Linked DNA regions of Homo sapiens: region 1 is linked to region 2. Evidence: chromatin loops called from intact Hi-C (ENCODE). Cell type or tissue: endothelial cell of umbilical vein. All regions are shown on one strand. Each heading gives the region's core, and the rest is flanking DNA. Links, peaks and the distances in the headings are about the cores only. Region 1 overlaps HS3ST5 (heparan sulfate-glucosamine 3-sulfotransferase 5). Region 2 overlaps HDAC2-AS2 (HDAC2 and HS3ST5 antisense RNA 2).

Region 1 (5,378 bases), core at 202-5,201, 67 kb before region 2:
CTGATAAACCTAGTATAATAGTTGAAAATGCTTTGGGAATTCAGTGATTTCTTGAATAATGAATGAATAGATCAATCACTCAATCCTAGTATATCCCTTTTGCACAAAGAAAAACTTCACATAGCAATACAGAGATATCATTGCAGCAAAACAATTTCTAACCATGACTCATTGCTATCTATATAGCTTCCTTCTTGGGTTACTATTTTGAGTTTCAATAAGAGGCAAACAATCTTATCTTGAAAGAGGGATTGGATTTATTTTTAATAAGAAAGGCTGAATTGGGAACTTGCATTTTTCCCCAAAATTTAATAACAGCACTAGTAAAGCCCTACGCTCCTCAGCTGGCCTTATTTCAGGTATATGAGAACAGAGCTTCCAGGTAAGCTTCTTTCATGATCTAAGAGTGAGACCAATATCACCAAACCTGTCTAAATTCATTGACAGCCAGGGGAGGTCACATAGCAAAAGCATCTAGTCCGAACATGTTTCAGAACCCAGGACTGAGCAGAGGACATGGAGGGAAACATCAGGTTCCCCAAGGCCATTGTCCTCAAACATGTGACATCCTGATAGTCACCACTGATAACTTCAGTAAGTATCACTTCGATTTCACCCCCTTCTTCTACTCACAACTAAAACAAAACAAAAACATATGTAATTAAAATATGTCATTGCTATGCTCAAAATGATAACTTATGAACTGGGATTTCAAATTCACCTTGTTATTCTGAAGCAGAGCCTTCAGTTTATGGTTGCCCTGCTGTTAAGCCTCAAGTTGCTCTTTTTTTTTTTTTTTTTCTGAGACAGGTCTTCTCTGTCACCCAGGCCAGAGTGGAGTGGCATGATCGCAGCTCACTGCAACCTCCACCTCTTGGGTTCAAGTGATTCTCCTGACTCAGCCTCCCTAGCAGCTGGGATTACAGGGGCCCACCACTGTGCCCAGCTAATTTTTGCATTTTTAGTAGAGACGAGGTTTCACCATCTTGGCCAGGGTGGTCTTGAACTCCTGACCTCAGGTGATCCACCCGCCTTGGCCTCCCAAAGTAATGGGATTACAGGCTTGAGCCACCGTACCCGGCCAAGTTGCTCATTCTATCCATATTCTTTGAATCATTTTATATATACACACACACACACAAACACACTATATGTTACATGCATTTTAATTTACTTTGACAATTATCTCACAGGTTCTGTCTAGTTAGTACTAGTTAGTATCCTTCCCCATTGAGTTAGTATTTGATCTTATAACATGGTCCAGGAAAAGAAAGGTAAGTTTTGCTAAGTACCTGTTACATCATGACACTTGTGAGAGTTGGTATGGGATCTGCTCTTTGTGCAGTGTCACTTATCACCTGTCTTCCACCTCTGCTTAGCTCTGTGACAACCAACAGAGCCTCTAAGAGATGGCTGCTGATGAGTCCTTCTATCGCAGGCTGCAGCAGTCCTGAAGGTTGATGGAGGGCCATGCTATTCAAACAGCAGGCGTGGCTGAGACAGAAGCTCCTGGTGCTGGGAAGCCTTGCCGTTGGGAGTCTCCTGTATCTAGTCGCCAGAGTTGGGAGCTTGGATAGGTGGGTGCTTAAAACACATGCTTATACCCCTGTGACATTAAGGCTTGATTTAAACTTCCTTAGGACATAATTTTAAGTCTATCCACTTGTTTTTCTCCTTCGAAATTCCCAGGAAACATGCTTTTCTGCAGTATTGATTTTGATTTACTGAGCCTTTAAAAGAGAGAGATCCAAGTTCCTCAAACCAAGATGTTTTGTCAAGATCCATTTGTATTCCGTGTGCATTGACACTTGTTTTCAGGAAAGGGATAAAGCTGTGTACAGTAAAAATGTCATTTAATAGAGCTCAGTTGGTCCGTGTGCATCTGGTGTTGACCTCTAGCTGTAGCAAAACAGTGATGATGTATCTATGTATCTTTCTTTTGAAATTTATGAGTGGACACTTAATGTGCTATCAGGAGCATTAAAATTATGTATGAGCCTCTAAAGGAGCTCATCGAGTTTGCAATCCATTGCTCTGGAAAGATGGCTGCAGGCGTGGGGAGTTTTAACTATGTTAATTAGCTCTGGTTTTCAGGGGCTGAACGCACCAGACAAGGAGGCTGTTGCTCAGAATAATTGCCCAGAAAGCAATGGGAAATCCATGGAGAGAAAATTACAGTGCTAGGGTTTAGCTCTAAATAGGTGTACAGTTGAGAGGTATTGGACTTGCAGAAGTCCCAGCAACATCAGCTGGCTTCACAGTAAATGTTTCTGGTGTGTTCTATGTCTAGTCTAATGGGCAAAGACAGAGAAGTTAATTTCTGAAATGTGAAGCTTCCCTTTTTGCCCTTAAAAAAAAATTTTTTTTTTGAGATGGAGTTTCGCTCATTGCCCAAGCTAGAGTGCAATGGCGTAATCTCGGCTCACTGCAACCTCCTCCTCCCATGTTCAAACTATTCTCCTGCCTCAGCCTCCCAAGTAGCTGTGATTGCAGGCATGTGCCACACACCCAGCTAATTTTGTATTGTTAGTAGAGACAGGGTTTCACTGTGTTGGCCAGGCTGGTTTCGAACTCCTGACCTTAGGAGATCCACCTGCCTTGGCCTCCCAAAGTGCTGGGATTACAGGTGTGAACCACTGTGCCTGGCTGGCCCTTTAAAATTAATTCTTGCACTGGAAAGACTGAAGTGTGTTCTCCATGAGTTCAGTTCTCACAGTCAGTGAAAACACATACAAAATTAAAAATGAAAATCTTTTCCTTTCAGTTTTCTTTTCCTTCCAAAATTTAAGCTAATCTGTAGACCTTATCACTTAGATTATTTAGAAATAACATAGCAGTGGTCCTTGTTTTCCTTCAGTTGGTGTCATTTTGACTGGTAAAGTGAACTCCTTTGATGCTTCTCAATTCAAAATTCCTGAGTAATTGTCTCACTCACTAGTTGTTACCTACCCTGAAAGTGTAATCAGAGCTTCTCACCGACTTCCAGTAGTTTCCTAAAGTAGCACTTGATGGTTATTGAGAAGCCTTGAGGTGGTGCCATTGGCCTACCTCTGTAATGGAACTCTTATATCCAGCCCTCCCCAACTGACCTTTAATTAGCTTCCAATCATTTACCTTTTACTTAGTAATTGATCTAATGATCACTAATGCATTATTATTTAGTTGATGATTCTTTTCATTTTTTTAACTCTGTCTCTAGTCTCTAAGGGGATAGCTTTTATTTGGAATTGAATTGTTTGGTGGGCTTTCTAAAAGCCTCTCACTTCAGACTTTGAGATTATGTCTGAAGGTAACAGGCTTATTTAGGCCCACTCTCCAGTAACTGAAGACCCTGCTTTCTGGGAGGGAGACAGAGGTTACTTCTACCATCCCTTCCAATCCTAAACCTGTATGATTTTTCAGTCTGGGACCCATACTCAGAATCCATGCTTTCAGAAGTGGGAAAGAATATGATATTTTCTCATATTTTCACATTCTATCTTGAGTTAGGGAGTCCAAAAAGCGACTATTCTGCAGGATGTGATCTCCCAGGGTAGAAGATAGAAAGAGGAAGGAAGTAAAGAAGGAAAATGACCCTTTCTACAAGTGGGGAAATTCCATTTGACCTCAAACAAAGCAGAGACTGTCTATATCAGCCACTCTCAGCCAGGGTACTATGAAAGAATTAAATCCTACAAAAAAGAATTTGAGTGACTGTTTCCTCAATTCTTCCAAGGATGGTACTAGCATCATTCTAGGTGCTTAGGACAGAAATCCATCAATGGATGCCTTATGGAATTAGAGCTTAATTCTCAACCAGAACCCAAGAAGAACTGAAAGATGAACTTGTATTATTCCAATCAGTGTCACAATTAAAAGCATCTTTGCCTATGTATCTATTGATAATTTTACATCCTCCATTTAAAGCCCTAGTACATTAATCTCATTAACAAATTTATAAAAACAAAATTCATGTTTCTCTAAACTATTAACCGGGTTAAATCCTGTTTTTTAAAAGCTGTCTAGGCCAGGCACAGTAGCTCACGCCTGTAATCCCAGCACTTTGGGAGGCTGAGGCAGGCGAATCACGAGATCAGGAGTTCAAGACCAGCCAGGCCAACATGGTGAAACCTTGTCTCTACTAAAAATACAAAAATTAGCTGGGTATGGTGGCGCACGCCTGTAATCCCAGCTACTCGGGAGGCTGAGGCAGGAGAATCTCTTGAACCCAGGAGACAGAGATTGCAGTGAGCCAAGATCGTGCCACTGCACTGCAGCCTAGGCAACAGACCAAGACTCCGTCTCAAAAAAAAAAGAAAAAAAAGTTGTCTATATTTTCACACTTTCCACAATGAGCATGAGTTGTTTTAAAAATCATAAAAAAGAAACATCGTGAAAAGTAGTATACATTGATATTTTTCCTTAAGCATTATGATAGATAGCTGTTTAAACAGAACAAAGACCAAGACCATGCTCCTCAATTCTGCAGAACAGGCTGAGTGTATTAGTCCGTTTTCACAGTGCTATAAAGACATACCTGAGACTGAGTAATTTATAAAGAAAAAAGGTTTAATTGACACACAGTTCTGCATGGCTGGGGAAGCCTCAGAAAACTTACAATCATGGCAGAAGGCAAAGAAGAAGCAAGGCACGTCTTACTTGGTGGCAGGAGAGAGAGGGAGCTTGCAGGGGGCGGTGCCACACAGTTTTAAACCATCAAATCTCATGAGAACTCACTATCATGAAAACAAGGGGTAAATACACCCCCATAATCCAGTCACCTCCCACCAAGCCCCTCCTCCGACATGTGGGGATTACAATTCGGGATGAGATTTGGGTGGGGGCACAGAGCCAAACCATATCACTGGGCATGACCTTGAGGTTGTTTCTCATCTCAGAAAACAAGAAAGATGCAATACAGTCTCTTGGGAAAAGCAAGCAACAGCCTCATTGCCACAGAGGGGGAGACACAGATTCCAAATTATTAGAATAACTGGAAGCTTTCAAGTGTAAGAATTGGTTTAACAGCCTTTTTGACTGATATTATTTAATTTTACCAAGAAGGCTAAAATGCCCTCACAGATCAACTTAGGGGAATTATAATGAACTTCAGTTCAATTCAGACTATACCTAAAAGGAAACTCAATTTGCTAACCATATATGTTAGCCATGACAAATTAAACAGTCACCATCGTCTACTATCATTGTGACTGTTACCACATCTTTCTCCCTGAGAAAAGCAGAGATGGTTGTTCACTATTCAGGATAATACTGAAGTGGAAATCCTCCTGTCTGGCTATATCCATTGCACTCCTTCCTTAATGAGATTGAGTTCCTGATTTTAATGGGCTTGGCAATGAGGGCTTGAGGCTTCTGGCCCTGTCAAGGTCTTGTTGATG
Region 2 (5,378 bases), core at 326-5,325:
CTCTCATTTCCTTGCTAACTCTCTGGAGAGAATGAAATTCTATTGTTGTTATTGTTATTTTCTTTTTTCTTCTAAAGATTGGAGAGTAGAGCTGAAATATTTGCGAAATGAGCAGTTCCATAAATATCAAGAAGTGAGTAATAAGTGGAAACTGTTCTTGGAATGCTAACTCCTAGGATGTGGTCTATTTTTAGTAGACCACATAATAAATGGGTGGAGACCAACAATCCAAGTGCCTTGAATATTGAGGGTGAGCTGAAATCAAATCAGGTTTCTTTATGGTAATTGATTATAAAGTAATTTCGTCCACAATGACAACGAATTGATAAGTCAATTTGAGAAATATGTTATTAACTCATTTTTATAATTAAGAAGCTCTTAACAGATTTCTGTAAATGCTACAAAAATAAAACTCCAAAAACGAACATAGTTAATTTTGTTGATAAGATATAGCTCTCATTTAAAAAAATTTTTTTTTTTTTTTGAGACGGAGTCCAGCTCTGTTGCCCAGGCTGGAGTACAGTGGTGTGCTCTTGGCTCACTGCAGCCTCCATCTCCTGGGTTCAAGGGAATCTCCTGCCTCAGTCTCCCAAGTAGCTGGGATTACAGGCGCCCGCCACCACACCTGGCTAATTTTTTTGTATTTTTAGTAGACACGGGGTTTCACCATGTTGGCCAGGCTAGTCTCGAACTCCTGACCTCAAGTGATCTGCCCGTCTTGGCCTCCCAAAGTGCTGGGATTACAGGAGTGAGCCACTGCACCCGCCCTCATTTTTAAATTTTTTTTTAAAAAAGGTAAAATTGGCCTCTTAGCTAAGTGATTATTTCTCTTGCAGTGTGAAAGGACAAGAAAGCTCTTCTGGCACAGGACTTAGCTGCTGCTGACCTCCTTTATGTTATCAGTGGACAAAAAGGCTGGTTAAAACCTGCTTTGATGCCAGGCGTGGTGACTTACACCTATAATCCCAGCACTTGGGAGGCTGAGGCAGGCAGATCACTTGAGGTCAGGAGTTTGAGGCCAGCTTGGCCAACATGGTGAAACCCCATCTCTACTAAACATACAAAAATTAGCCAGGCATGGTGGTGGGTGCCTGTAATCCCAGCTACTCAGGAGGCTGAGAGAGGAGAATTGCTTGAACCTGGGAGGCGGAAGTTGCAGTGAGCCAAGATGGCTCCACTGCACTCCATCCTGGGTGACACAGCAAGACTCCATCTCAAAAAAACAAAAAACAAAAAAACAAAAAAAATACCACCAAAAAAACAAAACCAAAACCAAAAACCAAAAACAAACAAAAAAACCTGATTTCATATAGTTTCCTGGTGATTTTTTGTTTTGTTTACCGCTGAGATTTAAAATGGTTGCTTACCTTAAGAGAAAGAGAGTATGCTTGTAAAATTTAAGTGCAGGACCAAAGCATGGAGCAGGACCAAGGGAGCAGAGGGTGAGCACGCAGGAGACCACAGCTACTCTCTGCCGTGTTATAGGAGAGGGTAGAGCCAGCTGGCAGACAGCAGGCTGGAAGCCAGCAGTTAGAAGCAGCAGCTGTGGGTGACCTCAGCTGGGAGAAATGAGAAGGATCCCTTGAGTGGAGAGATGTGACGACAATGCTCATAAAACCATTGTTGCTTTTACTGAAAGAGCAGAGGTCAGATGTCTTCAGACATTAGAGGACAGACAAGTCAGGTGAGCTGCTTAAAAATTCAAATTCCTTGTCCTACTTGAGTCTTGGGGCTCGAAAATCTTTATGTTAAACCATCAACACAGATGACTCTGATCCAGCTCTTCCAGGAACCACACTTTAAAAATCCCTGGACTAAGATGCAGCATCTGTGAAAATAAAACACAAAGATTTATGACAATTTTGCAGGTGATAGGGCTACATATTTCTACTTAGGGATATGCCTTTGTTTAACCCTTTTTAAAAGTCTCACCTACTCATGATATTAAATTACTTCAGGGTTATTTAATTAAGTAAGACACTTCCATTTTCCGATATTCTGACTTCTTGTCAGACAGTGTGTCCCCATTTGGAGTGTTCTAAATATAATCCTCATTTTAGAAGAAATTATGCTCTTTGCTGTTACAGCAGTTGTTTATATTTGTTGCTATTTCATTCTTTAAAAATAAAACCATATGGAGATACATGCACAATTCCTGCTTCTCTCAGTTACCTACCCAGAAATAAAATAATTCTAGCTATAATTGAGTCTAAGCTATGCCAAGCCTGTCTGGTATCCACTGTTTGAAATGTCTGCACAGAGCCTTGAAGGAATTCATTGTTCTTCAAAGTGCCAGCTGTACATACTGCCATTTCCTGCATGGCTTCTGCCACTCAGGAATGCTGCACCCTGGTGGTTCTTTAGTGGTGTCTTTTTTCTCCATTGCTTCATTGTGGGACCCACAGTGTCTGTCTGAAGATACTGCACCACAGCTCAAGAGCACCATCTTGGGATGCACATTTTTGCAACAGATAGAGGATTTGAGTGGCATAGAATTCCATAACTGCTAGAGGCAAGTGCAGTAAACCTAGAACAAAAAAATTAAAAGAAAGAAAGAAAAGGGGCAATGGGGCAGTTACTTTAACCATGTGCATTAGCTTGGCAATACCTCTTAGATTTTTTCTTGGTAGGAGATGCAGACTTTATCCAAGAAAGACAGTGCTACTGCCTTCCACAAAATTTATATTTTGCTATTTTTGTCTGCAGGTCAAGGTCACAGTCAGCTTTGAAAGAATCAGCTATAAATCTAATAAGGGCAAAGAAACTTAGAGGGCTTTATGGAAAAGTAAGTTCTTTTCAGATAGCCTGCAAAAATGTGCTGGCCTTAAATCACCCCATTGTAATATTTGAGATATGCAAGAAAATCATTGAACTTTGGGACCATTTTCAGAAAAACAAAAATATAAAAGTACTTTTATTTTCAAATCTCTAAAGTGAATCATCAGTAAATTATCACATAATCTAAAGGTTTGACAAACTGGGTCATTGCACCTTGGATATATGTGTTAGAAATTCTGTGATGGAGTCTCATTTGGCCTTTGGTGTTTCCAGGCTAGGGTTTTCAGCACTGATGTCTTATGCTGGATCTCCCTCAGCTGCCCACACACCCCATGGAAATGGGACAGATGATGCAGTTGGTGGATGGGGGAAAGAAAAGTGAGACTAATAAGAGGGACCAGACTGGGAAAGAATTCATGTTTTTCCTCATGGTAATTAGAGAGCTTGATGTATACGCAAATTCATATACATTTCTTTAGGTTGCCATAGACACTGATGCCAATATTCCCTTTCATCCTCAAATTCTCTCCCTGAGCATAGGCAGGCTCTATAACAATGTCAATGCCAATCTGTGTGTGGAACACCAACTAGGAAAAAAAGTTGGATGGCATTAATTTCACATGTGAAGTGGTCTGAACAATGCAACTAGGAGTTAAGAAAATGCCAATAACAGCCAGGCGCAGTGGCTCACACCCAGTAGTTTGGGAGGCCAAGATGGATGGATTGCCTGACGTCAGCAGTTAGAGACCAGCCTGGCCAACATGGTGAAACCCCATCTCTACTACAAATACAAAAATTAGCCAGCTGTGGCACACACCTGTAATCCCAGCTACTTGGGAGGCTGAGGCAAGAGAATCGCTTGAGCCTGGGAGGCTGAAGTTGCAGTGAGCCAAGATCGTGCCACTGCACTCCAGCATGGGCGACAGAGCAAGACACCATCTCAAAAAAAAAAAAGAAAATGCCAGTACCATCTCTCAGCCTCCATGGTGTCTAGGCTGTTGTGGAAGAATGAGCAGCCTCTCTTCCAGAAGCTTGAGGGGAACTGAACTCCTGGGGGACAGGCAGGAGATTAAATTTAAGGCAAGAAGTTTGAGGATGTAAGGAAATTAATTAGATATCAGTTAGGGTAATGCTAGACAAATGCTAACGAATAAGCCCTCACATTTCAGTGGTTGTCGTCACCCCCAGGTTAAGAGTCCATTGCAGGTGTTCTTCGTTGGCTGCAGCTTTTCTCCATGGAATAGTTCAGACATCCAAGCTCCTTCCATCTTGTGGCTCTGTCTTCCCCTAAAGCTACAGACTCCTTCCTATTCAGATAGGGGAAGAGAGTAGAGAAAACAATCATGCTTTTAAAAAACCCCATCTGGGAGGTGACATAAATCTCTTTCTCATTTCATTGATGAAAACTAGTCACATGGCATAATCTGGATGCAGGAAGGGCTGGAAGATGCGGTTCCTGGCTGGGCAGCCAAATTCAACTGACATCTCTACACTGTGAAAGGGGATGCTGAATTTTAGGGGACAGCTAGCCATCTCTGCCATGTAAAGTTTTGATAAGGCATAATGGACAAGACTAAGAAGGAAACCAGCAGAAGAAACGGAACATTACGGGAACTGGACAAGACAGTTAACTAAAAGGAATTGCATTTGTCTGGTATCCTGGCGTAACAAAGATGAGATGGATGACTGAATTAATTATCTTTGAAATTTGGGGGTAAGGTAGTCTAAGAATTCAGGCATGATGAGATTAGGAGGCTTTGCTCAGTGCTCAAATCGGATATAATCAAGAACCAGGCCAAGCATGGTGACTCACGCCTGTAATCCCAGCACTTTGGGAGCCTGAGGTGGGTGGATCACCTGAGGGCAGGAGTTCGAGACCAGCCTGGCCAACATGGCAAAACCCCATCCCTACTAAAAACACAAAAATTAGCTGGGCGTGGCGGTGTGTACCTGTAGTCCTAGCTACTCAGGAGGCTGAGGTACGAGAATCCCTTGAATCCAGGAGGCGGAGGTTGCAGTGAGCCTAGATCACGCCACTGCACTCCAGCCTGGGTGACAGAGCAAGACACTGTCTCAAAAACAAAACAAAACAAACAAACAAACAAACAAAAGCAAGAACCAGTTCTGGGGTCTCCAACCAAAAAAAATTCTTTCCAAGTTATTGGAGGACAAGGTGAGATGTTTTCTAGTTGTTCATGTCCCAGAGAAATTTGCTGTTTCTCTAGCTGGAACACCTGGGCTTTTGCTGGTAGAACCACAGATAACTCTAGAGGAGAGGTGTCCACTATGTCTGCAATGAGGGAAATGTCCTATATCTTTACTGCTCAATACAGTAGCCACTGGCAACATGTGGCTATTGAGCACTCGAGATGAGGCTAATGTGTCTAAGGAAATTTTAAGAAATTTACATTTACAATTAAATAAGTACAGGTGGCCAGTGCCTACCATTTTAGACAGCTCACCTCTAGAGGGATGTAATGGGCACCTCTTGCGTCATCTGCCCAGGCCCCCCTTTCTCTGCAAACTGACCCTTCTCCTACAAGCTTCCTCAGGTAGCTCCGCACAGCCAGGTTCATAACGTTTTTCCTTTTCACCAGCCA

What was found. A loop is a pair of places that touch in the nucleus more often than their neighbours do. Peaks named below come from ENCODE experiments on the same cell type or tissue, not always from the same donor. Only the 100,000 strongest peaks of a DNase experiment are listed, where the experiment ranks them.
Region 1: it touches region 2 in a loop (4-fold over the local background); 8 of 110 quality-filtered maps call a loop at or near these places.

The regions. Positions count from the first base shown.
Region 1 is chr6:114,058,938-114,064,315 of GRCh38, reverse strand. HS3ST5 (heparan sulfate-glucosamine 3-sulfotransferase 5) reads left to right here. Exons shown (of 5, transcript NM_153612.4): 4 at 1,439-1,577. The coding sequence starts at 1,471. All of the region lies in intron 4 of HDAC2-AS2 (HDAC2 and HS3ST5 antisense RNA 2), which reads right to left. Among named protein-coding and RNA genes, the nearest start is that of HDAC2, 90 kb to the right of the region's middle. In endothelial cell of umbilical vein, for the core only: no CTCF peak of the experiment used is centred there; no DNase peak of the experiment used is centred there.
Region 2 is chr6:113,992,050-113,997,427 of GRCh38, reverse strand. It overlaps HDAC2-AS2 (HDAC2 and HS3ST5 antisense RNA 2), which reads right to left. Exons shown (of 10, transcript NR_125845.1): 3 at 3,941-4,085; 4 at 1,368-1,828. Among named protein-coding and RNA genes, the nearest start is that of HDAC2, 24 kb to the right of the region's middle. RefSeq lists an enhancer at 1-1,120 and a silencer at 1,389-1,683. In endothelial cell of umbilical vein, for the core only: a CTCF peak has its summit at 2,394 (motif pointing left); DNase peaks (open chromatin) are centred at 1,557 and 2,367; H3K27ac peaks cover 2,106 bases.